7 separate regions of the Homo sapiens genome follow, and regions 1, 2, 3, 4, 6 and 7 are each linked to region 5. The links are chromatin loops, found by intact Hi-C in ENCODE. Cell type or tissue: HCT116. All regions are shown on one strand.

Region 1 (4,000 bases), 250 kb after region 5:
GCTATTCTGTGGAAGGATAAAAGCCTTGGCATTACATTCACGGTTACAGATTTGACCTGCTCTAAATATTTCACAGTAACATTTTCAAAGATTTGATTTTGAAGTTTGATTTCTTAAGACGCACATCAGTTGGAGAATTTCCACTGTTTTATTCCATCATGTGTTCAGAGAAATGCTCCTAATCAGACCCCATCACAAAAAAAGGCTCTAAATAAAAAATCGGTTTCCACTTACAGTAACAACAAGAAACTCAACCTAAGAAACATTCATTATTGATTTATGTACCTAAGTTACTCTTTGCATTGCATTACACATGAGTATAGATTTTAATTAATACAGTGAAAGCTAGGTAAAATCAGAATATATCTTGTCTAATATGAGGAGGAACAGGCATCCCAGATGAACCATACTGAGCCCTAGAATCCAGTTTCTATCAGCATAGGAAGAGTCTGAATCAGCTGTTTCATCATGTGTATTCAGTGAAAAGATAAAATTTTGGAACATAGATATCAAGAATGACTCAAGTACTTTCTGAATTGTGTAGGAATCATCATAAGAAGAACCCTTGTAATTTCACAGATGTTTAGTTAAGAGCTTTAGCTGCTTCTGTTTAAGCTTTAGGTATTTGCACTTCAAACACTCTTTCCAATTTATTTAAGTAACTGTTATATAGTAAATACTAATGGTGGTGGTAGTAGTAGTAGTAGCAGCAATTAAGCTCCACTAAATTAATTAATGGCTTCAGCTTGCAATTGCTTTGGGGAATAACGAATTTCAGAACTGAGATTTGAAAAAAATTAGACATATTTTGTTTGAAGAAATGAATAATACCTACCGTGGGGGATAATGACATGTGTGTTAAGCTTGCTTTTTCTACACCCTAAAGGTTGTCTTTTGAGAATAAATACCTCCTATGTGATTTTGTTTAGTCGGTTGGACATTTTCGTTTGGATTCCGGTGCTTATTGGCCTAGGGTGCGTGATAACTAGAATGACTTCCTACTCCTGAAAATTCTCCTTGACTGATAGGCAGCTAGGTAAATGTAATCTAGGTAAAATCAGAATATATCCTATCTAATATGAGAAGGAATAGGCATGCCAGATGAACCACACTGAGAATCCAGTTTCTGTAAGCACAGGAAGAGTTTGAATCAACCTGTTTCGTTGAAGTAGCTAAGTAAGTGGTAACTGTTATGAAAGGATGATTAATGCCTCCATAAAGGCAACAAAATATATTCAACTTTCCATTTCTTTCACAGTTCAGACAGAGGACGATCCATCTCTTGAACATGTACTATGTACCAGTGATATAGTTTGGCTCTGTGTCCCCACCCACATCTCATCTGGAATTGCAATCCCCATGTATTGAGAGAGGGACCCGTAATCCCCATGTGTCCAAGGAGGGAGGTGATTGAATCAATGCGGGTAGTTTCCTGCATGCTGTTCTCAGGATAGTGAGTGAGTTCTCATGAGATCTGATGGTTTTATAAGTGTTTGGAAGTTCCTCCTTCCCGCCTCTCTCTCCTGCCACCTTGTGAAAAAGGGGCTTGCTTCCCCTTCGCCTTCGGCCATGATAAGTTTCCTGAGACTTCCCCAGCCATATAGAACTGTGAGTCAATTAAAGTTCTTTCCTTTATAAATTACCCAGTCTCAGGGAAGTCCTTTATAATAGTGTGAAAACAAACTAATACAACCAGGTATGGTCCTATTCACCTTATCTGTATTATATTATTTAGTCCTCTCAGGGCCAATTTGAGGAAGATACTATTATTATCCCCATTAGAGAAAACTAAAGCATAAAGAGTTTAAATAACTTTTCCCAAGGATACATATTGTTAAATGGGCCACTTTATAGAATTTGGAAATAGGCAATAATACTAGAGTATAATGGACATCACAGAGAACAAATTATGATAGCTGTAATTGAAGTAGAGTATTTAACCCAACATAGAGGCCACAAATTATGGTGGAAAGGCAGTCTTGTGAGGAAAACTTGAGCTACGTGATCTTGAAAAAAAATTAATTTACTTTTCTGGGTGTTAATTTTTCCTATCTTATAGATTTTTGGGGAGAATACAGTGAAATAAACTAATGTTTTTTTTTTTTTTTTTCTGAAATGGCTGTCACAGCCCATAAATGTTCCTTGACTCTCAACTTCTAGCCTCTGGTTTTAGCAGTGTATGTGGACAGTGCCCTCTTCTGGTTTATAACAAGTTTGTCTATCTCTGTAATTTGGTACTGTAAAGAAAGATTTAATTCGTGTAATACAAGAATTTTATTTTTTCTCAGTTAGAGAAGGCTTGTATCTGTTAAGCCGATTGTATATTTTTGGGTTCTGAAAAGTAAATTACACATCGGCATCAGCATCATAATGTATAACTTCATATATCAAATTTCACACTTAATTCTGTGAAGTAGTTATTAGTCTCAAATACCCTCAGTGTATTTAAATTAAATGTCTTGTCTAAGATCACTTGTGACCACAGAAGAGAAGAGTTACAAATTTATCTTTTGAAATCAAGTCTCCTGTTCTTCAACAATTTGAAAATTCTGTTGTCTTTAAAGTTCAGAATTATCCCCTCCCCACTCCATGCTTTTTCTACAATATAAATGCTGCTTCAATTGCTCTTGTGGAACTACAAAAAATATATTTTTGTTGAATGACAAAGAAATAGCTAAAGCCTAGATTTCATTGTCAGTTGAACAGAGTTGAAAACTATTTCACTAAGCTTTTTATGGAGGATAAGCTAGATTCTCATTCAAGTCAATTTTGTTTTATATCCCAATAATAATTTCACCATACTTTCACTACTGAAGAATGAAATCCTTTAACTAATACAGTTTCCTCGGTACAAATTGGAGTTTTAGTTGCACGTGCTTACATCCTTGACATTCCTATTCCTACATATTTCTTCAACTGAGGAAAGCTTTGGAGGAGACATTACCAATTCTCCCTCCAGGAAAATGCTAGCCAGGGGGAAAAAAATGCACATTTGAAGCTAGTTTCTCTATCCTTTGCATAAACTAAAGCCTAACCTTTCCTGCTTGGAATTGCCTCCAATTGCAACCTGCAACTATTATAGAATCCAACTTACTTTGGAGTGTTGCTGTTAGTCTTCTTTTTTAAAGGTTTTTAGTAGTTGTTAGTTTTTCCACCGTTGGAAACTTTGTTCCAGTTGTTCAGGCCACAGGTGAAATGTTTGTCTTTGTTAATTAAAGAATGTTCAGCCCAGGGTGTGCCTCCACAAAGACTGGACTTTCCTTACTCGTGACGCTCCCTTGGACACAGTCCATCGCTCAGGATAGTTTCTGTGAGACTTGCTGCATTAATCCTACAGCAGGATATTTTACAGGTGGAATCGTATATAATTTTAAATGTTCCTTTCAAATTAAAGTGTATAACTGCAATTCCATCATGGATGGATGTGGCCAAGAAAACAGCAAAATTAATTCTAAGTCATGTCCATCTGCACAGCACTATTGCTTTAAAATAGTGGTTCTCAAATGTTCCTGCAATATGCGTCTGCTCCCAAACACTTGCAAACTAGGGTAGAAGAGTGAATGCGATCCAATGAATAAAAAATCTATCTCCAGAGAAATATTACATCCACTATCCTGTTAACCTTAAGAATCGCTGGTCAGGCCGGGCGCGGTGGCTCACGCCTGTAATCCCAGCACTTTGGGAGGCCGAGGCGTGCGGATCACGAGGTCAGGATATCGAGACCATCCTGGCTAACACGGTAAAACCCCGTCTCTATTAAAAATACAAAAAAAAAAAAAAAAATTAGCCAGGCATGGTGGCGGGCGCCTGTAGTCCCAGCTACTCAGGCGGCTGAGGCAGGAGAATGGCTTGAACCCAGGAGGCGGAGCTTGCAGGGAGCGGAGATCGCGCCACTGCACTCCAGCCTGGGCGACAGAGGAAGACTCCCTCTCAAAAAAAAAAAAAAAAAAAAAAAAAAAAAAGAATCGCTAGTCATTACTTTAATGAGTCATACAGGGAG
Region 2 (4,000 bases), 300 kb after region 5:
ATATCTACCAGCGATCTTGGCTCATGTTTGAGTTATAAACCACACTCAACCACATCTGCTGTTATAACTTTCCACCCAATTTTAAAAACCCCTCTTCCATCACTTGATAATAATTCACAAGCTAAACCCTGCCAATACCCACTTCCACAAGCAAACTGCAGGTCTTTTTAAAGACAACGTACCATGTTTATTGTACTGTTTATGTATATTTTAACCACCTAAAATGTATAAAATTGTGTTACCATTTTTAGAGTTTTTTTGGTGTTTTTAATATGTTACTGAAGAAGTTTTTTGAATATTGTTTCTCAAACCCCCATTTTTGAATGAGTCCTGTAGGATATCCTGCTCAATTTTTTAGTGTAATGATTTTTAGGAATACATGTCACCTTGTAACAAAACTTACCGTGTTGAGTGTCATTAAGAGTTTCAATGGGAGTTTTAGATGATTTATAATTATAATAAGTAATATTTATTGAATGAGTGCTATGTTCTATGAATTTTACCTGTATTAGCTATCTGATTTAACTTAACCCTAAAATGATCCTGTGGGTGTGATTATTTTCCCCATTTTATAATGGAGGCAACTATGATTTAGAGGGATAAAATAATTTATTCTCAACCACAAAGCTAATAAACAGCTGGAGTTCAAAACCCAGCTCTCTGAGAATGCAGATCCCACTTCAAAAAACACTGGGCAAACTCAACCATGGCCAAACTGTGCTAAGTGCAGCAGGACTTGTATTCAGAGAGACCAGCAGCCATGTGCTCACCTGCCTGTCACTAATTAAGACCACAAAGCCTGGGAACTGGACAGCCTTGCAGCCAAATCCAGGTTCCACCACTTACTGGGTGCATATCATTGAACGAGTTGCTTAAACTTTCTGAATTTCAGTGTCCTAATGTGAAAAATGGAATTCAATTGTAATACAATAGCTAACATTCATTGAGCACTTATTATTAACCTCAAAACAATCTATGATATAAATATTGTCCCATTTCTACAAATGACAAAACTTGGGCTTAGAAAAGTAAAAAAAAAAAAAAAACTTGATTAAGGTAGCACAGCTAGTAGGAGTGAAGCTGGATTTCAACCTGTCTGTTAAACTCCAGACAATTGTCTTCTTAACCACTGTTGAACACAACCCCTAATAAAACCTTTCACCTGGATGTCTCTGAGGATTGAGGGAGATACTATCTGTAAATCATTTTGCACTGTGCCCAGTCTATGATGTGAATTTAATAAATGAAGTTCATTGTCATTATTACCATTGGAACTTAGCTAAGAACATAAGTAATTATAATACAAGGCAGAATGTAAGTGTTTGAAAAGTACAAAAAAAGAGAAAGATGTCAAGGAAATTCAAAAGAAGGAGAAATGACATTTGTAAATAACACCATTCTTTAAGGAGGGGGCAGCATTTGAAAAAAATAATGTGATCTTGGCAGAGGTGAGGGAGGGTAATACATGTAGCAGGAACAGTAGAGACGGTAAAACACAGAAATGGATTGTGTGGCCCATTTGCAGAGCATAGAGCAGTGGTTGGCCACAGCTGATGATATGCATAGGGCGAGGGGGGATGAGAAAGACAGACCACCTGAGCCTCCCTGGAGAGGGCTTCACAATGCAGGCTGAACAGTCCTTGCTAAACATGGTGCACAATGGGGAGTCAGTGTCAGTTCTCAAGCTGGGAGGCAACATAAGCAAGCTTGTGCACTGAAATGACAGATCTGGCAAGGATTATAGCAGAGAGTGACTGAAGGTGTGGGCAGGGCAGTGCCTGAGTCACCAGATGCCACCCCTGCCGGTTTCCAGGTGAGTGTGGGTTCTCCTAATAAGCACATTCTTGGGCGACTCTTTGATCTGAGACTCCTTTATAATTTATGAGGTTTGCAGTACAATGGGGCCCTCTACAGGCATCTTGATGATTAGACTCAGGAGAATTTAGATGAGGAAAGATTAAAATGAAACCAAAGAAGCAAGTTTGCAGACTTAAAGGCCCATAGGACCCTGTGCTGGCAGCCTAAGCAGCAGCAGCAGTTGGGTATTGAGGCATGCTCCTTCTAACCAAAGTTACAAAAGATATAGAGCGCTGGCACAAACAAAATAGGACCAGAGCTCTATATTTTTTATTTTTCAAAAGAGGCTAGATTTTTAAAAATAGTAAAAGAGCTTGGTTTTTAAATGTGGGCTTGATTTAAAACAAACACCACGAAAGCTAAAGGGAATATGTCTGTGGAATAGATCTGCTTATCGGCATCACATTTCCAATGTACAACTTCCAACCAGGAAGGGAATGTGGAGGTCATCTTCAGAGTCTAACTTCTCCACTTAACAGGCAAGGATATCATATCCAAAGAGTCCCAGTAAAGTTCAGATCACACAGCTGAACTAGAAGACCGGTCATTTTAGTGCCAAACTATTGCACAGATTTTTTAAAATGTTATTTTCCAATTTTTTTCCTAAGCTGGACCACCGCTACTTACTGCTTTTCTGCAAGGTGCATGGGGGGCTGGGGTAGGATTGAGGATAATGTGGAGAGAAGGGGGTTGATGAGATTTTACTGTAGACATGACAATCACTTGGATTCCTCACCCCTCATCTCAAAAACAACCTGAGTCAGGTATGTCTCAATAAAGCTAAAAAAATGTTGGGAAATAGCTTGTAGCCAAGATTAGAATATTTCCAGTATTCTCTAGGAATACTGGCTACAGGTTAGAGTAGAATATTCCCAATATTCCAAGAGAGTGCTCTAAGAGAATACTCCTCATTCCTTGAGTCATGAGGATAAGCCAGAATTCCTTTACAGTATACAGTCTCTCCCCAGACTGTGCACTCAACTGTCAGCAGGCACTTGACGTTGATCTGACCTCACCCTGAGGGTGTTATACATATCTTAATAATTTGCAGACGACAGCAGGGGAATTTTGTGGTTGATCCATGACAAATATTATCATTTTGTGGCCAGGTGTGGTGGCTCACGCCAGTAATCCAGCACTTTGGGAGGCTGAGACGGGCGGATCACAAGGTCAAGAGATTGAGACCATCCTGGCCAACATGGTGAAACCCCGTCTCTACTAAAAATACAAAAATTAGCTGGGCGTGGTGGCGGGCGCCTGTAGTCCCAGCTGCTTGGGAGGCTGAGGCAGAAGAATTGCTTGAACCTGGGAGGTCGAGGTTGCAGTGAGCTGAGATCACACCACTGCACTCCAGCCTGGCGACAGAGCGAGACTCCATCTCAAAAAAAAAATTATTATTTTCTATATTTTAAGAAAATAACTTTTTTCAATTGCATACTAATTACTTGGGCATACTTTTAAGTTCACTAAGAAATTATCCCTCAACAGTAATATTTTTCATAAAATATTGGGAAGCATTATTATATAGAGCTTAGATGTTAGATGAAGAACTCTGACATCAGATGCATCTGGTTCAGGCTGAGGCCCTGTGACCTTGAACAAGTGATTCCCTTCTCTAAGCCTCAATTACACACAAGCATGGATTAACTAAAATAATGCAATTGATGCTTTCAAACATTGCAAGTGCTCATAAATGGTTACTGTATTACATTATTGCTTTAACTTGATTTGTTAAGGAACTTAATATTGAATTAATTTTTAGTGTGATTTTAAAGATCTAGAGATGCCATTTTTTTCTTTTCAGAAAGATGTGAATCCTAATTAATACCATCTTAGGAGATCGAGACTATCCTGGCCAACGTGGTGAAACCCCGTCTCTACTAAAAATACAAAAATTAGCTGGGTGTGGTGGCACACACCTGTAGTCCCAGCTACTCAAGAGGCTGAGTCAGAAGAATCACTTGAACCAGGGAGGCGGGGGTTGCAGTGAGCTGAAATTGTGCTACTGCACTTCAGCCTGGTGACAGAGTGAGACTCCATCTCAAAAAAAAAAAAAACAAAAAAAAAGAAGAATACCCTCTTAAAGATCAGTAATACTGCTAGTTTGACAGCTGGTTGACTGTAGACTTAACCAAATTTTAAT
Region 3 (4,000 bases), 390 kb after region 5:
TTCCTTGCCCCACCCCTTGGAACTTCTCCATGTCCTGGTTTCCTGAAAATTACGAACCCTGTTTCAAGGAGGAGGAAATACACCCGGGGGAAAACCCTATTGAGCCCTAGGATAATGTTTGATGGGAGTGTTTCTAAGACTTGATAATATGATTGGAGAAGTGGTGAAAGGAAATTCGTTGGTCACTTTGTACTTTATGACAAGTAAGTATGAATATTCTGAGTTACTAAATTGCCCATTTATCCTGTTTTATATCATGGTATCTGTCATTAAAAGTGTTGCAATAGACACTCTAAAGTTACAACTGTGAAGGTTCATTCGTCATGCTGGAAGGGATGGCTTAGTGGCCAAAAATGCCAGCTTTCACCACCGTGACACTGCATCCAGAGCTTGACATGCAAGTGGCATTGACTCAGCAGCTCATTTCCTGAATATAGTTTCAGAGTTTACTCAGATGGGTGGAGGGTAATGTGGACAATGTCTAAAAAAACTTGCCTATCCTGCTGAATAATGAAGATTCCTAGAATTTTACAGACTTAGGATAGCCTACAGTTTCCTTAAAGCAGATACGAGAAAGCCCAATGATCTCCAACATGATCTTAGAATTGATACTGGCTAGCTTTCCCTTCTTTATCAGTAGCTTGTGCAAAGCTGATTTAGCCTTTCCCTAAACTGCTCCTCCCCTTTCAACCATCCAGTACTCTTACTGTTCTTTAGATGTAATAGTCTCCTTACTCTTTCTTCACCTTTCCCATAATTTCTTTTTTTCTTTTTTCTTTTTTTTTTTTTTCTGAGACAGAGTCTTGCTCTGTTGCCCAGGCTGGAGTGCAGTGGTGTGATCTCGGCTCACTGCAACCTCCGCCTCCCGGGTTCAAGTGATTCTCCTGCCTCAGCCTCTTGAGTAGCTGGGATTACAGGCACCCACCACCACACCTGGCTAATTTTTGTATTTTTAGTAGAGACAGGGTTTCACCATGTTGGACAGGCTGGTCTCAAACTCCTGACCACAGGTGATCCACCCACCTGAGCCTCCCAAAGTGCTAGGATTACAGATGTAAGCCACTGCACCCGGCCACCTTTCCCATCATTTCTTAATCTTAACATTTACACCTAAATCACTCCATTCATACACTTAATGACATGAACTACTCTTTCATGAATAAATATTTCACTTTTTATTGCTTTAGCAACTACTTTATGATGACAAACTGGAATAATTTGGTAGTTCCCAAAAATAATGCTACAGTGTGTAAATCCAACAACTAGAATAATTCCATCTTAAAAAATTAGATTATATCGGCTAAATATGTATCAATTTGAAAAAGTTCTTATTGTAGTTATAATCTCAAAATCAACACAGCTCACATTTACTGGGCAACCACTATGTGTTAGATATTGTTCTAAGCACTTACCTAGCAAGCTTAAAAAAAAATACCACGCCTTTACCTGCTGTAGTCTAATGAAGATAACAACTATAAACAGGTACTATGTGCTATAACCATGGTACATTAAAGTACTCTAGAAACTTGTTAACTCTCTCTGTGAACTCAGAGATTTGGCTTTGAGTAGGGACTTGAAGCTACTTACTTCTAATTGCATAGTGTGACAGGGTCTGATTCTGCAGATCTAAGCTTCTAACTGAGTCTAAATCTCAATTTTGGGGGCAATTTTAAAAAGGTGAGTGATATATAAGCCAGTAGGAGTAGTACTATGAGAAACTGGAGGGATGACATTAATATTAAATAAGCTAATATTCATGTCTCAGGATCTTCACACAGGATTTCCTCTTTTACTTTCTTCAAGCTTGTGTCAAGATTTCATTACCACATTCTTCACTCTCATCTCTCAGACATTATCATTCTTTCTGATATATATCACGCAATCCTCCTCCTTCTACCCTGAGTTCTCCTAGATGAGGTTGTTTCCATATATGCTGACATTCTCATTATGACAGTGATCTAGCCCTCCCCGTTCTGGCTACCTCTGCCATTAGATCACTATTTCCTTTAAATACCCACTGCTATTTGTATTTGTTTAGTTCCCACACACAATGCATGATATGGTCATTCTGGCAATACTTTATTCCTATTGTCTGGTTATATGGGATTTATTTTTTATATTCACTCACATTCTTTCTATAATTTATAAATGCCTACATGTTTTATCCCTAACTTCTCCAGGTGATTATTAATTAACTGGAAATGTAGCAATCTTTAGTTGTTTCTTATAAATTCTCAATTTTCTTCCCCTAAATTTCCCATTGGCTAAATATTTATTTCTTCAAGAAGACTGCAGAACTACATACAAATCTGTCTTCTACATTCAACATACTTTTGTATTTAGTAAGAGGCATTAAAGGTGAAATAAAAAAGCAAGGAACAGGACTTCTTCCCACTGTCTTTGTTTAAAATGTCTTCTAACTAGTATTAGCATGGTGTATGGCCAACTTGGCTACATCTGAAGTAGCTGCTCACCTGACTGGCGCCCTCTGGTGGTAAGAAAATACCCTCAGCGGGATGCTTGTGGGACAGCCTCAACACCCACCACACCTAAAGCTTGAGTACCTCCTGGCTCCTGTCTTGTTTATTTTATATAGGCTTGAGTCTTCCTTGTCCTTCTGTTCCTTTATTTTCCTTTTCTTTTTCTTTTCCTGTCTTCTTTTTAAATATCTGTACTCAAGGCTGATTTAGGCCTTTACAAAGAAAGCTAGAGAGGATAAACTCAAGGAGGACAACAGTGTTGGCATTATGGCATAAGCTTTGACTTAGTTACAAGAGAATATCAGTGTTTCTTGCAAGTGGATTGTGATCACCCATGTGCCATTTGTCATAATAATAAAACAAACCACGAGTAGGAAGGCATGATGAGAGATTTTCCTCCACTAGAATAAAATACTCATTCAATATAATATTTGATAAATGTTATCTAAGGACAATAGTCAAATATTCTGTACAAGCTGTTAACATTAGTCAAATAATACCTTTTAAGGATAATGTAAACTTCATTCTTCCTAAGGTTAGAAACGGACAAAGATGAGCATTCAAATTCCTCTTTATTCAACAAATTCTGTGTCTTGTGTGTGAACAGAAGTGTCTCTAAAAAGAAGTCAGTATAATACTTATCTGCCATGAAGGTATCAGTGGCTGAAGCAGTATTTCACTTAATGCTGATCTGTGGTCTGAAAAAGTTTACTAACTCTCTAAACATGCCTGACTTCTGTCAATGCAGTTCAAAAATTTGCATTTGATATCACCCAAATGTAATTTTTTGGAAAAACAGGCAATGTGGTATGGTTATCTGTACCAGCTTACTGATTTTTTTTCTGGGAAAAAGAACATTTCTATTTTTACTCTATGAGGAGCCAACTACTGTTCCTGCAGTCATGTATATGTTCTAGGTTCCAGAAAAGGGCCTATAGAAGAATCAGATATTTTATTAAATTTGATTGAAACTATGTGTTCAAATACAAAACAAATTAGAGCAAAATCTAGACCCATTAAATGAAATTGCAATACCTCTCCTCTCTGTTTCTACTTTTACACCTCTAAAGTCAGTTTTTGACACAACTGCAGACATGAGGTCTGATATGTTTTTAAAGGTGTGATCAGTCCTTTAAAACCTAAGTCAGACCATGTTGATCTGCTGTCAGCCATTCTTGGCTTATATCAAAATCCTAACCATGGCCGACAACGTCCTTCATGAGTTAACCCTGGCTACCTTCCCAACAACATTTCTTACTAGTATCCTCATAATTTATTAATATTTTATTAAAATCAGAGTAATATAATAAGCCGTCAAAGACCTGTGTTCTGGAATACATCAAGCATGCTCCTGCCTAAGGACTTTGGTATCTGCTGTTTCCTCTGCTCGGGATGCTCTTCCCCCAGGAATGGTTCTTGATTTGTGCCTTTACTTCATACAGATCTGCTTCTGTCGGTATCTCCATGGGAAACAGAATCCACCCCATATAGTAATGAAATAATTTTTACAGCGATATATT
Region 4 (4,000 bases), 230 kb after region 5:
AAAATTTGCTTATTCTTAGCTTTGGTTTAGTAATTTCACTTTAGGGACTTATTCTAAGGAAATAATATAAAAGAGGCACAATTTTGTTACAAGGGTATTCATCAAAACTTATATGCAACTGCGGAAAACTGAAAACAACTCACACATCCAATAATAGAGTGTTGTTTTAGGATTATGCAGTCATGGCCGGGTGTGGTGGCTCACACCTGTAATCTCTGCACTTTGGGAGGCCAAGGCAGGCAAATCACGAGGTCAGGAGTTCAAGACCAGCCTGGCCAACATGATGAAACCCTGTCTCTGCTAAAAATACAAAAAATTAGCTGGGCGTAGTGGCGGGCACCTGTAATCCCAGCTACTCAGGAGGCTGAGGCAGGAGAATCACTTGAATTTGGGAGGTGGAGGTTGCAGTGAGCTGAGATCACGCCACTGCACTCCAGCCCGGGCGACAGAGTAAGACTCCATCTCAAAAAATATATATATATTATATACATATATAAAATATATATTATATATGATATATATATAATATAATACATGATATATAAAATATATATTATATATATATCATATATATAATGGAGTGATTAAAATGCTGCAGAATAATATTTAATGGCATGGAAAATGTCATTGTTAAGTGATAAAGACAAGATACACAATGGTACCCACAGAATGACCCCATTACTGTGTATACATACCCACAGTCACACGCATGAAAGATTGCAAAACTATAAATGAAAATGTTCATAGTGGTAATTTTAACATGTAAGGGAAAAAAGGTAACTTAAACTTACTTAACACTACTTTGAAAATTTGCTAAAACAAACTTATTATTTTGTAATTAAAACAAATAATTTTCTGTAGTCTAGCGTATGACTTAAAGAGGTATAAGTAGCCATAAATTTAAATGAAACTGTGAGCTTCTTATTAGATGTGTGCACATATGTAAACACCCACACCTTTATTACATGCTATAACTGGCTTCCAGTGACACAAGATCCTGCTACTGAGGTTGGTGAATGACATTGAAGCCTGACCCCTAAACTTGTCCTTTGGTGGAACGTACACCCAGGAAATCTCTTTTCCATAGTTGTAAACAGATGCATGACTGTTTTAAAGGGCCATGACCTCGTGGATTTGTTTCCTGGGAAAGTATCCCAAGCCTGAAACCAAGTGCTGCACATTCTCAAAAGAAAATGTAATAAGGTTGATTAGAATCTGTGGAAGAGGTGCAGTTCTTATATGCTAAATTTGCATTTTCTCTATGTAAAAGCTTTCAAAATAATTCAATTACTTATTTTATAATTTAATTTCCAAGGTTAATTCCTTACATGTATTTTATGACCTAAATTTTACAGGGTGGGCCTAGATTCAGAAACTCTTTCTGTTACAGTCTTTGTTTTAAGCCTTTTTACAACCTAGGTTGGTGCTAAGGAGGAATGACGAATTGCTATTAGTGTATTAATAATAAACATTGAATTCTTCTATTAACTACCAAAGAATAACAAAGGACCAGAAAACAAACACATACTAACTACTGGAGATTGCCCCCAACCTAACGAATACCACAGTGGAGATTCTCATATTAAGGATAACAAATTGTTACCCCTGAAACGTCAGCTAAGATTTGTATCCATTAGCCCAAAACCTCCTACTCATGATTTCTAAATTATACAACATTATCGACAGGTCCAGGAGACATCGTGTGCATTGCGGAAGAATGAATTTTCAATATAGCTAATGTGTATGTTCTTCAATTCAGATTTCTGTTCCATAGCCCCACCCATGTATAAAAAGGCCCTACCCACTGATAAGGGACATATTCATATTCCCACAGCCAGATTCTCCCACTCTAATCAAGACTGCATCTAATGTAAGCACATGACTCACTCACATTGGTCCCTTTCCTGAAACTCAGGGTGAGAGCCAACTCTCAGCTATCTGTGGTTGGAGTGACAGAGGTGACTGGAAGAAGCGAAAACCACTGGTATTCCCAACTTCCGTTTTAACTGATAATCTTAACCTCCTCCCTGATGTCAACTCTCCTTTACTAAAGATTGTAATGAACACAGAAAGGGCCCAAGAAAAAAGGACAAGGCCTGCTAATTCTAAAACTATATAATCAACAACTGAACAATTGAGGGCTTGTCACTTCCATTTTCTTTCATGGCTAATATTCTAAATAAGTACTCTCTACCAACAGCCGCCACCAACTCCCTTAATCTAGTGCAATTCTGCCTCCACTTTCATCACTCACTAAAAGCACTCTCTTTCAAGCTTCATGACATTCAGAGGTCAAAACCAGGGGCGTTTTTCTTCTTTCCCATTGTTTTCTAGATTTTTTTTTGTTAGACCGTGTTGACTATCACTGTAAATCTTGGATTTTTTTTTCTTTCTTCTGAGTTTCATGCCATTATGTTCTCCTAGATGTCCTGGTTATAACCATCAGCAAATCCTATTGATTTAAGTATAGTCTACTTATACTCCTAATTCAACACTTTCTCATTACTTCCACTACTGCTATCTTTCCCCTAACCATTTAGGTGGGTTATTAAAATACTCCCCACCTTATCTTTCAGTCTTGTCCTTTTTAGTCTACTTTCGGCAGAGCAGATAGACTGATCTTTTTGAATTATTTCATCACCCTACCTCCAGCCCTCTGATAGTTTCTTTTATTTATTTATTTATTTATTTATTTTGATTATACTTTAAGTTTTAGGGTACATGTGCACAACGTGCAGGTTTGTTACATATGTATACATGTGCCATGTTGGTGTGCTGCACCCATTAACTCGTCATTTAGCATTAGGTATATCTCCTAACGCTATCCCTCCCCCCTCCCCCCATCCCACAACAGTCCCCGGTGTGTGATGTTCCCCTTCCTGTGTTCATGTGTTCTCATTGTTCAATTCCCACCTATGTTCTTATTGCATTGTTAAGAAAAGGCAAAGACCTTACCAAATCTTATAGCCCCTAAAGTTTCTACCCTTGACTACCTCTCTGACTTCTCTTGCAACTGTCCATTGAGTATGCCCTGGGCCAGGCTGGTCTTACTGTCTTCTGAACATTAGAGTCCTTGCATTTATTGCTCCAAGCCAAGGATAGTTTGCCTCCACAAACTGTAGGGATGCCTCCTTGACCACCCTAGCTAAAGACACCCTGAAATTGTAGCATGTTATGTTTTACTACCTTATTTTATCACTAACCATGAGACCTTGGACATGTTACCCTGTGTCTCAATTTCCCCATCTGAAAAATGCATTTTAAATAAATAGTTACATACCTCATCAAGTGGTTAGAAGGATTTCATAAGTTATTGTATTTGAAAAGCTTAACAACAAATAGCCCTATACACGTTTGCAACTGTTGTTGTTATTAGTATTTATTTTCTTTCTTTTCCTGCTAGAATATAAATTTCAAGTTTTGTTTGTCATTTATCACTTATTCTCAAGATGTAAACAGTAAGACACATAATAAGCCCTCAATAAGTATTTGAATGATTGAATGAAGAAATTAAACGTTTAATTATTTGTTTTGTCTGCAAAATCTTCTTTTCTTTTACCCATTCCTTAGATAAAGTTTCTTTTATCACTTTACTGAGACTCAGTCACTGGTTTTCTTGGCATTTTTCCTCTACCCTCATACCTTTGGAGTGTTTAACTTGAAGTGATTCTTTGGCTTCAGCCATGGTTTCTGTGATGGGGGTTCTCAACATCACAGCTTTAGTCCAGACCGCATACCCAACTTCTGCATTGGGGGTTCATCTAAGGGGAGGGAAATTTGGCCTGGGGCTTAGAGGCTGCACTAGGATAGTGTATGAGTTCTGTGACTTTACTTGCTTTGTGATCTGGTGCAAATCACAACTTCTCTGGAGACCATATTCTTTTTTAGGTAATAATTATGAATCTTACCTTCTATATCAAAGTGTGTGTCGAAACAGATTTAATAGATGTGAAAGTATTTTGTAAATTGTAAAACAGTAAGTAATTTTGAAGTGTTGTCA
Region 5 (4,000 bases):
TGTATAGGAGAGAGAAGTGTGGATTCAATGAGGTCATCTTGACAGGATGTGTCCCCAGTTCCCTTTAGTGACTCATTGTAAATTAATTTTCCATCAGTATATTTAAACTGTACTTTGACTTCATTTTGTTCTCACTTTGTGCAGTATGTTAGGATGTTTATTGCTACATAAACTTTGTGGTTATTGTGGTTCTCAAGTTATCTCTTTAAAATCCCACGAGTCCTGGAACTCACTAAGCAAGACTGTCACCATTCTTTAAGAAGCAGAAGATGATAGTTGAAAAATAAAAACAAGAATGTAGGTTAAAAAAGCAGAGGAGAGAGTAAAATGAGAAAATAAAAGAAAACATTTCTTTTTTCCTTTGTCATTCTATTCTCTGTCTTTGAGTGCTTATCTTCTACTGTCTTCAGTTTATACAATTAGGTTGTCTTCTGTTTTTTCTGCGTTATTGTCTATTTCGTTTTGAAGCCAGGGGTCATTGATGAGTAATGCATCATTGGCACCTTGTGCCGTCAGGTAGAACAGAAAATAGGAGCCGTGTTTCTCCATTCATCTTTGGGCTTTTACACTGCATAGGATGCTGGCCTCAGAAATAACAACCACTGGTGCCTCACCATTATTAAAACAGTATATATTTGTATAAGCTTATTGTTTTCCAGAAGCTTTCATTGTAAGTTCCACCCTTGGTAGTGTCTCTCCACTTGCCTTTGTTCTGTTCTTTACACTGGAGGAATTCACTCTTTTCACATCACAAGTTTTCCAGTATTTGAAAAACTTATCAAGTCTTCCATAGGCCCTTTACCCTCAAGCTAAGACTCTCATTTGGCATGCATTTAAACTCTTCATTACACAGGTCATTTTTTTCTAGTTGGTCAAAATCCTTAAAATGTAGCACAGAGAACTGCAAAGACTCCTCTTGACTCTTACCTCCCTTGATCCAGAAAAGGTACTTAAAAAAATCATAAGTTAATATTCCGTGTCTTTTCACACTTTTAACATATATTGAACCTGAGGCCAACTAAAATTTCCATATCTTTTTTATAAGCCAGGTTGCTACCATATTTTGCATATTTTTGTTTTCACCTTACATGAAGGACTTTATTTTTTTTTAACTTTCAACTTGTTTGTTTTAACCCCCAACTCCTGGTTGTTAAAAACAATTTTGAATCTTGAGTTTGTCAGTTTATTGAGCTACACCCTTAATTTTGATAACAACATTTTCCAATGACCTTGAAGATGAGAACATTGCAGCTATAGAATGTGGTCCTTTGTAGCTGTTCAATACAATTAAATTGAACATTAACAGGTTGGAGCTCTCTGTGAAGCCATGATAGAGAATTATCCATGAAAGAGCATCTTATTACTACAACTACTATTATTATCTCTTCAGCTTCATGTTTCACCACTCCTACCCTCCTTTCCCTTCAGTTTTCTGGGTTCCAGCCACCATGGCTTCCCTCACTTCTTCAAACATGCCAGGCTCCCTCCTGTCCAGTCCCCTACGCAGTCTTCTCCCCTTCATCTCCCTATTTCCTCTGTTTGCCTAGAGAACTTAGACCCTGCCTTCAGCCTCAGCACTCTCTGATCCCCAAGATTAGGACCGTTCCATCTTGCCTCTACTTTTGTGATTATTTTATTAATATTTGCCTCCCCTGATAGTGGAAGTAGTAGTTTATTTTGCTTACTACTGTACCTTTTGTGCCTGACGCAGTGTTTGACACAGAACAATGCACCATTACTATTTTAAATGCTTTGGCTCATAAACTTCTGTCATGTCATGTCACATCATGCCAGTAGGTGACACCAAAATGCATATTATCTGTGACGAAGCCCCTGAACTACAGCTGTGTTTTCATCTCAGCATAGTCTGAAGCCCAAGAGCAGTTCAGAAAGTCTGTTTCTCAGTTTTTTAGGAGTGGAAAAAGTTTGGGAATTCAATATATGCTTATATTTATATTCAAATAAATATTACCTAGCTGTGAGTAATCTTCCAAGTGCATTATTAATAATTTAAAAATTTGATATTCACAAATTAAAATATTACCCTTCTAAAATTTGAGGGTCCTAATTTAATATTCTGCTAAGAAATCCCACTGTCAAGCAATGCTTAGCAAGAACTTTTAACGCACACTTAGATTGTTGGGATTGCCCGAATTTTCAGAGAAGATTCTCTAACCTTGTTATAATTTTAGGATTGTTTTAAGCTAGCTATGGTTTTCAGTTGCTCCTATTTTTGCATTATTTAATTTATGTATAGAATTATTCCTAGGTTACACTTTTCCTGATGGCTTTGTTCCTGCGTAATTGCTGAAATGCTGCTATTATAATTATTCCTCCCTAATTGTTCCCATCACAAAGCTTTCTTCAATGCTAGAATCAGTGAAGTAGACCATATTTTCTTTTGTTTTCCTTTCGGCTCAGTGAATCCTGATCAGAGAAAGTTTGAGAAATGCTGCTTTTGAGCAGTGTTTAGAGAGAAGTGCAAATGTCTGTGTAGGGAGCTGGGGGTTGGGGGTTCTGTAGGAGAGAAGTTTTGGGAACCTAGGTAGAAATTGAAAGTAGGAAAGACCTTGAATTTCTAAAGTTTAATCTTAGTTGTTCAAAATTTGCATTTTATTCTAGAATCAACCAAACACCTGTTATGTTCCCATTTTTTTTTTTTAAGACAGGTTTATTTTCCATTGTGTATCACTGGGTAAAGTAGATGGTTCCTAGCGTGGGCCATTTCATCCTGTAGCTTATTCCCCGGGCTGAGCACTTCCAAGTATCTCTGTTTCCTTCTATATTGCACAAGTATGAAGATGAAACTGTCAGTGGATAAGCATGATTATGTGAAAAACTTTATCTAAAGCACACTGTTAGCCTTTCTTTTATTTTTCAATAAAATGATTGTTATATTTCAAAAGTTCTGAAGTTTAGAATTTTAAAAATATAAGACTACTTATAAGACTCCAATCATAATTTGTCATAGAATTTACCAGAAAAGTTTCTCTATCTATTCTATCTTCCTTTCTTCGATGACTTTATTTTGATGACTCTGATATATGAATGTAACAGTTTCTGATTAGTATGATAACTTCTGGAAGAAAGGAAAACCTGAACAAATTCAATTTATGGATAATTGCCAAGTCTTGTTTACTATATTTCTAACTCTTCTTTGAACAAACATTTTACAAGGCTTTAAGGGCATTTGGCAACTGTCATTCATTTATTATCTCCTTTATTCAGTCATCCTGTTTTCACTCAGATTTTTTACACACTAATCATACACAAGACAATGCTGTACATGCTGTGAATAATAAATATATGGATGACACAATCCCTGTATACTGTGAGCTTATAATACAATATTAATAAATGCAGGTCCTTGTTATGTTACTTTAATTCTTCCACTTATATTTTTCTCTTCCTTCCTAAGCTTGTTTGTTTGAAACTTTGACAAGCAGCTAACTTCTACCAATAAAGTTTAGAGAAGGTAATGCAGTCATGATTTGGGATTGAGGGTTTTGGGACAGAAACAACAGTGAACTTTTTTCTCCATGAAATAGGAAAATATATTAAAAATAGAAAACATCATCTGGCTGAATAAAGATAAACAGAATAGTAATGACTAACATTTCTAATCATCTTGCATATATTAGCTTGTTTGCTTCGTAGTAATAATTCATAATGGGTACTATTGTTTCTAATAATTTGTAAATGAGGAAACAGGCATGTGTGATAAAGATTGAAAATAAATGCCATGAACTGAGAAAAAAAAATGTCAGATTATCATGATTGTTCTTTTCTTGGAGTCACTGTTGAAAATGTCTTGATAGTAGGCCTGCAAGTCCTATTGGGTCTTTGGTAACTGCATCATTTAGAAGAAGTACAGTATAAGGGAATTTGAATTACCGTAAATAATATTACAGAATTCATGAATTTACTTTCATGTTAGTCCTATTAAGGGCAGTCTCTGAAGTCACGTGAATTGAAATGTACTTAGGAGGAAGACATCAAG
Region 6 (4,000 bases), 80 kb after region 5:
TTTTTCTTGTAAATCCAGTTTAGATTTAGTTTAATAAGTTTCTCCAAAGAATGTATACAAGAACACTCTCTATTCTCTTTGCCTGGAAAACCTTCTTGTCTTCTCTTTACCTCCCATATGCTCATTTTTTAAGGCCTAGCTCAAACCCCACTCCTTCCAGGAAGTCTTCCTTGAATATCCAGCCAGATGAGCTCACCCTCCTTTGACCTCTTACAGCACTCAGTGTTTCTATCCCTTATCTGCCAGGATTGTTGACCTTGTAGTGCTGGTTGTTGTTTTTTTTTTTTTTCAAGTGATACTCTTAATTCCTAAAAAGGTAAAGTCAGTCCTTAAATGTTTTTATTCTCCTCAGCCTTTGCCAAAGAAGGTTATACACAGTATGTGAGCAATATATATTTGTAGCTTTAATTAATGTGATAAAAGTAGATACATTTTTTATTCACTGTTGTCCAGGATAAAACCTTGCATAAAATACATGATTGCAGTCATAAGGAAGATAAACATCAGGGATTGCAGCTTTCAGGATGATCCTATCTCATGTAAAAGGAAGGGCAAATAGAGAGTATTAGAATTGTGACCTCATGCGTATTATATGGTGAACATCTTTCATTGCTAGGAGCAAAGAAGCTCAGTGTTAGTCTCTGCCATTTATCATGTTTTACTCACAGTATTCTCAACATCAGAAGAGTCTTGGTCTTATTAAACCATAATATATATTTTAATTAGGCATTAAACTGAAACCTATAAATGAAATAAATCTCAGCTATTAAAATATCTGAATTCTCAGCACTCAACACCACCACACTTAAGATCATTTCAACAAAATCACCAAACTTGCTTACCAGAAAGAATGATTGCCCATGTCCTTACTTGAGCTCCCTGCTGCTGCAATCTATTTTTCTTGTTCAGTTCCCTGTTTTTCACCAGCCTCATTCTACAGTCTGCCTGCCACTGGTTTAAAAACGTATTCAAATCAGTAGGCAAGCTGTATTAGGATCATACTGTCCAGACTGTTCTAGCAATGCTGATGCATTTAATATAAATGCATTGTGGACATACTGTGTACAATGCCTAAAGGAAGTCCGGCAGGTTGTAAACAAAGGTTCCACTCAAGAAAAAACTTAAGGCTTAACAGAGAAAAGAAACCTGAGCTCCAGTCTTTCTGATGTAAGTGTAGGCAAAGTGAGTGTCCACGTTCCAGAAGTGTGAGTCTTCCCAGTCTCTCCCTGTCCACCCTCCATCCTCCTACCACTCACAAACCTCCTCTTCCTTCCACTTTTGTGGGGCTGAGTTTATCACAGAGCTGAATGTGTCTAAAGAATAGGAACCTGGGGGTAGTTAAATGCAATAACAATTCTCCAAGTCTCACAGTAACTTAGAAGCCAAGGTTTCAAAATCACAACTGTATTTCTGGTCCCAGATTCAGCCATTATCAGTCTTATCACCAATTATATTTTTCATTGGGTATGGGCAAATTGTTTTCTGACAAGGTCATTTCAATAAAATTGCTTTGATTTTTTTTAAGTCTATTGTCTCAAATTCACATTTCATCAGTTTTGTCTCACAGATAGGCTCATGTAGCATAATTCCTTTTTTCATCATCTTCCAAAACTGATCACTGCAAGATTACTTTGTGAATGTTTATTTTCATATTCTCATTGGTAACTGGTGGCACTTCAAGGTGAAGAATGTGTTTTTCTTGGTCATTACATATTTGACTAATGCCAGAAATTACTTCCAGTTGCTTACCTTGTTGCCTGAGAGATTTAAGTTTGCTGCATGAAAATAGCAATTTGAAAAGATGAAAGTTTAACAAATGCTATAAATAGCAACCAACGCTCTTGTCATTATCATTAACTACAGCACCACGCCCACTTCCCTTTCTGTTGTCTGTCATTAACTGTTATAGCTGAAGTGAAACTTGTTTCTAGTACAATCACTAGAATGAACAATGAAACCATAAAGAGATCAAAGGATTAGTGAAATAATTTGTTCTCTTTCATGCACGGAAAATGAACCTGACTTTCAGGGATTCATACTGACCAAAGCTCCTTTTGAGTTCCAAAGTTTGCTGCCCATTTCCTCTTCCACTTCCCTATAAGGAATGTCTCAATTGCTCAGTTTATGAAATGTTGTAAAAAGAAGAATGCTTATGGTAAGAAATTACTTCCTTAGGTGTCTGAATGGGTAATATTTTCTATACTTACTCTACAAATCATAAAACTAAGTCTTGTTGAATATCCATACAGCACACATTAACCATTTCTAAAGTAGTTTCTTTTTACCAATCTTGGAAATGTATTTATACAAGTGCTAGATTTGCAGGTGCTATTACCAGTAGTTAAATATTTTTAGAGTTGAAATGTTCCAAGCCAAAAAGGATTTGGTTCTTCCCCAAAGCAAAACACATAATTGGAGAATTGTGGCAATGGTAGATAGAGATGTTGCCTTATAAAATCTTCTGTAATATGTGGCTATTTATTTGGCATATATTTTCATTATGAAAAAAATGAATGCAGAAGATTATGGGGAACAATATAACAAACATCCATGTAGTCATGACTGAGAATTAATGATGTTAACAAATATTATGTGGAAGCTAAAATAAAGTTGATCTCATATAAGAAAAAAGTAGAACAGAGAATACTAGAGGCTGGGAAGGGTATGAGAAAGATAGGGATGGGGGAAGATTTGTTAAAGGATACAAAATTACAGCTAGAAAGGAGAAATAAATTCTAGTTTCTATACCACTGTAGAATGACCATAATTAACAACAATATACTCTATAGTTTCAAATAGCTAGAAGGAAGATACTGAATGTTCCCAGCACAAAGAAGTGATACATGTTTAAGATGATGGATATGCCAATTACTCTGATCTGATCACTATATATTACATGTCTCAAAATATCACCATGTACTCCATAAATATGTACAATTATGTCAATTATTAAAATTTAATTTAATTTTAAAAAATTAACATTTTGTCCTACTTATTTCGAAATTTTTCTTCCTTCCTTTTAAAATAAATTAGACATAAAAAACAGCTATAACGCCCTTCACAGCACTTGATTTTGCCCTTTCTTTTCTGCTAATGTTTTCATGTGCTAGTTTAATTATTCATCTTTATGGTAAGTGTTTGAAAACAAAAGCTTGCTTGCCTTTGTTTCTTGTGCTAGTGACTAGCACAATTTCTGTAGCATAATAGATAAATGCTTGTTGATAAATGAATGAGTGAATAAAACTTCTTTTTCCTTTGCTATTTTTCTTCCTACCTCTATATACCTTCTTCTCACTACAGTTTAATTGGCTAATATAGGGGCTATTTATTTCGCGTTTGCTCCTCCTTCCAGGCATTGGACTGATGCCCTGTTTATCACTGGAGTCCAGTGGGGTGTCCTTGGGTGTTGGCATCTGTTGCTGCTGCGTTTAGTGCTGAGGTACTGAATCTTTCCTGCTCTTTGGAAGTACAGACATCTGCTGCTGAAGTTTATGATTGCTGTGCTAGTTTCTCGTGTTGAAGTGACATGTGTCGCTTTAGGGAACAAGAAGGTGTGACTTACGGTGCTCTCTGACTGAACACGCCACATTGCCTTTTCCTCTCTGCTGCCACCACCACATGTTGAAGGACACTCTGTGATGTGGTTCGTCCTAGTGGTCCCAGTGTGAAGTGGCGTGTAAGTCCCTGCTTTTATCACACTGCTTCTCCTTGTATCTGAAGTTTCTATCACTTCATTGCTCACTCTCAGCTCATGGTGAAGTCCAGGACATTGTGGGAACTCAGTCCCTGAGAAACTGGGAATATCTTCATCCCTGTCTTGGACTCAGATTTATAAAAAGTGGAACACAGTGGTTAAGTGCTCAGTCTCTAGGGTCAATGTAGCTGGGTGTAAATCCCAACTCACCAGCTTCCTAGCTGTGTGGCTTTGGGCAAAGCTATTCGCTTTTCTCTGTTCTGAGTTTACTCATTGTAAACTGTTATAGTAGTACCAACCTCATAG
Region 7 (4,000 bases), 170 kb after region 5:
AGATACCCAGGGAAGAGAAAACAAAGGTTGTTGATACACACTCATTTAACCTGCCTAGTCATCTAAAATTAACTTTGACTCCAGACTTTTAGCTTCTGAGATCATGAACAGGGGAAAATGAAAAACTGAATGTTATTTATCACATCCTGGAATTAATTGAGTTTGCCTCCAAGAAGGAATGTTGTAGTCTAACCTAACCAGCATTTCATAAATTGCCTTTAACTTAAGCAAAACACACATATGTAGATGATATCTAACCAATTAAAAAACAGCCTTTTCAGAAAGTGGGGTGGCTAATGAGCAGTATCCAGCTTTAATTCCAATATTTATTTGGTTGATATATCATTGTCTCTGTTTTTCATTCTGTGTGTGCACATAAGTAAGAGCTCAGTTGTATTTTAGGAGATGATGAGGAAATTTTGTGGCTATAGCACAGGTACATAAAATACAATACCACCTTATTTGGGTCTTAAAGAGATAAACCAGCTATTTAAATATTTTATAAATGAATGGCAGTCAAAACCATGCTAAACGAACATACATATAGAATTCTCCAAACCCAAAACAAACACCTTGACTATAGGAGGAGTAGAGAGAGGAGTCTAAGTGGACCAACTCTGTAGCCAGAGACCTGACACTGTCATTTATTAGCTATGTGACCGTGGTCAAGTTTCTTAATCTCTCTGAGCCTCACTTTACTTATTTATAAAATGTATCTAGCCTCTAAAAAAGTAGATGAGTTACCACTTGTAAAGCACTTAGAAGAGTCTATGGGATACCAAACTACTCAATAAATTTGAGATTTATTATTATTTTTAAGGTAATAGTGTTTTCCCTTCTACTCCACTGTAATGACTTCATAAACTTTTGTTTTAAGGGCTAGAAAAGTATATGGGATAGCAAGCCTAGAACCTTCACAGTGGTGACCACTGGCAAAAATTGTCAACACACATATTTCTTCTGACTTATTATAGCCTCCTTTGGTAATCTTGAGCGCTTACGTGGCTTTTGTTACCAAATATATTTTGATAACTCTCAATCTACAAGTTTTTTTTTCTCCATGAACTTCTTGTGTATCTAACTGCTTACTGGATGCCTTCCAGCACCTCAAACTCCACCGATCCAAAGCAGAATTCATTATCACACTTGTAGGCCTTCTCTTTTTCTTCCCTATGTTCAGTCTCACATGTGAGGTAAGGATCAGGGTTGATTCAGTTGACTAACTGGCCAGGCTGATAGTTATTTCCTCGTAAATCTGTTACAAATTTAAAACGATGACTTTACAAAATAGAGAAGAGCCATTCTTCAGTCAATAAGTGAAAAGCTATGTTTCCCTTCTAAAATATAGAACAAGCCAGTTCAAGGATTCCTTACTTTAAATCATTTCACCAGCCACCTAGCCATTGAAGCCAGGAATCTGAGAGTGATCCCAGATTTATTCTCTTCTTCCATTATCTCATTACTTTCAGCTTTGTTTCTATAATAAATAATCTTTTTTTGTTGTTGTTTTTGTTTGTTTTGCTTTTTTCAGATATGAGGTCTTGCAATGTTTCCAAGGCTGGAGTGCAGTAGCTATTCACAGGTGTGATCATAACACACTACAGCCTTGAACTCCTGGGCTCAAGCTTTCCACCCGACTCAGCCTGGCAAGTAGCTAAGACTACAGGTGCACTTCATTGCCCCCTGCTACGTTTTTGTGTTTTTATAAAACTTCAAATCAAAAGTTTCCCTTCTTAGCTTCAGATGTTCTTTACATCCCACCTGGAATAGCTCAATTGCTTCTAAGCCTATCTTCTGACCTTTGGCTTGGCTAAAATCCCTCCCCAGCACTGTGGTCTGATGACCTATCTGGAATGCAAATCTGATCAAGTTTGTACCCTGATTTCCCATTGCTTTCCATGGCCTACAGTGTGACCCTGCCCTCACCACCCAGCTTCCTTAGATCCTCTTTTGACTTCATAGGTTGATACTGAATGATTTTCTGTATTTTCTCTTTCAGGTCATATTGTTTGGTGATTTTGTAATTTTGCTTATGCCTATAACAATCTCGTTTCCATAACTCCTATTCATCCTTCAAAAAAGTTTCAGGTAGCATCTCTCCAGGAAGCCCTCCCTGACTCATTCAGGCTGAGCTAGGTGATAGCTTCCTGGGAGCTATCCTAGGGATTCCTGCTGCACACCTCAGCCAGTTATTTACTGCACTGCATTGAGAAAACATACCACCTCCTGCTAACTAGGTGGTAAATGTCTTGAAGGCAGAGCTTTTCTGTCTTACACTATACTTGAATCACCTGCAATAAATATTTAGTGAACTAGGATGAGGCTCAACACTAGTTGCATATAGGAAATATCTAGGGATCTTTTAAAAATGTTAATACCAACAACTCACTCTAGTCCATTGAAATGGGAGGCTCTGGGAGGGGAGTCTAGGAGCTTAGACATTTAAAACTTTTCAAGTAGTGATAAGGTATAGCTGAGGCTGGGAGCTCATTGGTTAGATGATCACTGGGCAAGGATCTGGTGGATAATATGCCAGAGACATATGAAGGTGTTGATGCTTAATGCACCTTTCATTCATGAATTTCTCTTCCGTGAGATGATTGCTGGTAATATTCCCCATACACATATCATAAAGGTTGTTTTGTTTTGTAAGTAGGCAACTTAGTTCATCAGCCAGACATCAAACTGCGAGGCATCCCGTAACCTTAGCGTTCTTGAAAGAGCATCCACCACCAATACACACACATTTGTTTAAAATACAATACTGTAAGAAAATAGTAACAAGAGGAGGGAAAGAAGGAGTGGGTTTTAGATACCTCATACATTCATGTCTTGATATTAGGGAAAGAAGTCTCAAATGTAAATACTTCCTAGTTCTCTTAAAATGTCACTCTTGTAATATTCAAACTTATTTTTCTCTCATTGTCTATGATGGTCATAGTGATGGGCAGTGAGTTTGCTTTCTTTTATAATAATCTAGGTGCACTGTAACAGAGAGGTAGCACCTTATCTTGATTCTAGATGCTTTTATAATTAACAGCACTTGGTATAAGTTCTACATTGGATAAGTAAGACCAATTTGGGATTATTATTATAAACACTCATGTTTGTGGGAGAACTATGTGACTCTAGATTATAATTCTCCCATGAAGAATGTCATCTAATAAAAAATGAGTTTTAAAAATCAACATAAAGACAGTAAAAAGAGAGAGAAAAGCCTTTTTAAATGATCAACCAACTGTTAGGAGAAAAGTACACTGGAGTCTTGCAATATCAGAACTAATATTCAAACTCTCAATCTGTTTGGTTAAAAAAGTTTAATGAGCTGTAAAATAAATACACTTCCATTAAATATTAAATAAATTATTTACAACTTGAAAAAATACTTTTTACCTTCGTGCACCTTTATATACAGAAATAGCATAAAAAGTGACAATTGAAAGTTTAAAACCATCATAACAAAAAGGGTCCATTGTCTTATGATCCACTGGAAAGAGGACCGACTCATCATTTATGGCTATGACTTGGCAGTGACTCCAATGTGATATCCTGTGAGAAAATAAAATAAAATAAAATAATAAAATAAAACAAAATGTTACAGATAAGCTCAATTCCAGCAGAGCTTTAAGAAACTTTAAAGCATAATCAGGAATCAGAATTTCTGTCAGTTGTTTTCTAGTACATCGTTTGAGAAATGCTAAGATTTTTCAGAGACCAACTCTTACTTCGGCTTGAGTTCCTCTTTCACACTTGCTTTGATTATACACCTAGTTCAGTAGAAGTCCACATATGCTCAAATCTGTTGCATCAAATTCTGCTTAATAAAAATGCAACAGCAGTCATGAGAAATAGTTTTCCTAACCAAATCTATGCAGTGGACATAATTAAAATCAAAGATTAACTGTCTCAGCATATTTATGATATATAGTTAATTTAGGAAAATTAGTACCAAGGGCATAATAATAGTAACTACCAGTTAATAGGCACCCACTATGTGCTA

What was found. Peaks named below come from ENCODE experiments on the same cell type or tissue, not always from the same donor. Only the 100,000 strongest peaks of a DNase experiment are listed, where the experiment ranks them.
Region 1: a loop joins it to region 5, with 5 times the contacts of the local background. A loop is called at or near these places in 45 of 110 quality-filtered maps.
Region 2: a loop joins it to region 5, with 7 times the contacts of the local background. A loop is called at or near these places in 14 of 110 quality-filtered maps.
Region 3: a loop joins it to region 5, with 4 times the contacts of the local background. A loop is called at or near these places in 7 of 110 quality-filtered maps.
Region 4: a loop joins it to region 5, with 4 times the contacts of the local background. A loop is called at or near these places in 3 of 110 quality-filtered maps.
Region 6: it touches region 5 in a loop (5-fold over the local background); 21 of 110 quality-filtered maps call a loop at or near these places.
Region 7: a loop joins it to region 5, with 8 times the contacts of the local background. A loop is called at or near these places in 10 of 110 quality-filtered maps.

What each region holds. Positions count from the first base shown.
Region 1 is chr4:74,375,269-74,379,268 of GRCh38, reverse strand. All of the region lies in intron 1 of EREG (epiregulin), which reads right to left. Among named protein-coding and RNA genes, the nearest start is that of EREG, 12 kb to the right of the region's middle. RefSeq lists an enhancer at 3,892-4,000. In HCT116, a CTCF peak has its summit at 2,186 (motif pointing left); no DNase peak of the experiment used is centred here; H3K27ac peaks cover 4,000 bases.
Region 2 is chr4:74,318,550-74,322,549 of GRCh38, reverse strand. All of the region lies in intron 2 of LOC105377276 (a long non-coding RNA gene), which reads left to right. Among named protein-coding and RNA genes, the nearest start is that of EPGN, 12 kb to the right of the region's middle. In HCT116, a CTCF peak has its summit at 1,911 (motif pointing left); a DNase peak (open chromatin) is centred at 1,819; H3K4me3 peaks cover 602 bases; H3K27ac peaks cover 2,859 bases.
Region 3 is chr4:74,227,382-74,231,381 of GRCh38, reverse strand. All of the region lies in intron 6 of MTHFD2L (methylenetetrahydrofolate dehydrogenase (NADP+ dependent) 2 like), which reads right to left. Among named protein-coding and RNA genes, the nearest start is that of MTHFD2L, 71 kb to the right of the region's middle. RefSeq lists a silencer at 2,515-2,584. In HCT116, a CTCF peak has its summit at 2,495 (motif pointing left); a DNase peak (open chromatin) is centred at 2,491; H3K4me3 peaks cover 627 bases.
Region 4 is chr4:74,392,900-74,396,899 of GRCh38, reverse strand. No RefSeq gene overlaps it. Among named protein-coding and RNA genes, the nearest start is that of EREG, 30 kb to the right of the region's middle. In HCT116, no CTCF peak of the experiment used is centred here; a DNase peak (open chromatin) is centred at 1,899; H3K4me3 peaks cover 1,000 bases; H3K27ac peaks cover 3,319 bases.
Region 5 is chr4:74,621,034-74,625,033 of GRCh38, reverse strand. No RefSeq gene overlaps it. Among named protein-coding and RNA genes, the nearest start is that of BTC, 170 kb to the left of the region's middle. RefSeq lists a silencer at 1,625-1,919. In HCT116, a CTCF peak has its summit at 1,787 (motif pointing right); DNase peaks (open chromatin) are centred at 123, 463 and 1,803; H3K4me3 peaks cover 292 bases; H3K27ac peaks cover 4,000 bases.
Region 6 is chr4:74,541,386-74,545,385 of GRCh38, reverse strand. No RefSeq gene overlaps it. Among named protein-coding and RNA genes, the nearest start is that of AREG, 98 kb to the right of the region's middle. In HCT116, a CTCF peak has its summit at 3,521; DNase peaks (open chromatin) are centred at 1,184 and 1,898; H3K4me3 peaks cover 2,267 bases; H3K27ac peaks cover 4,000 bases.
Region 7 is chr4:74,454,308-74,458,307 of GRCh38, reverse strand. It overlaps AREG (amphiregulin), which reads right to left. Exons shown (of 6, transcript NM_001657.4): 6 at 3,303-3,549. Among named protein-coding and RNA genes, the nearest start is that of AREG, 11 kb to the right of the region's middle. In HCT116, no CTCF peak of the experiment used is centred here; a DNase peak (open chromatin) is centred at 1,894; H3K27ac peaks cover 3,854 bases.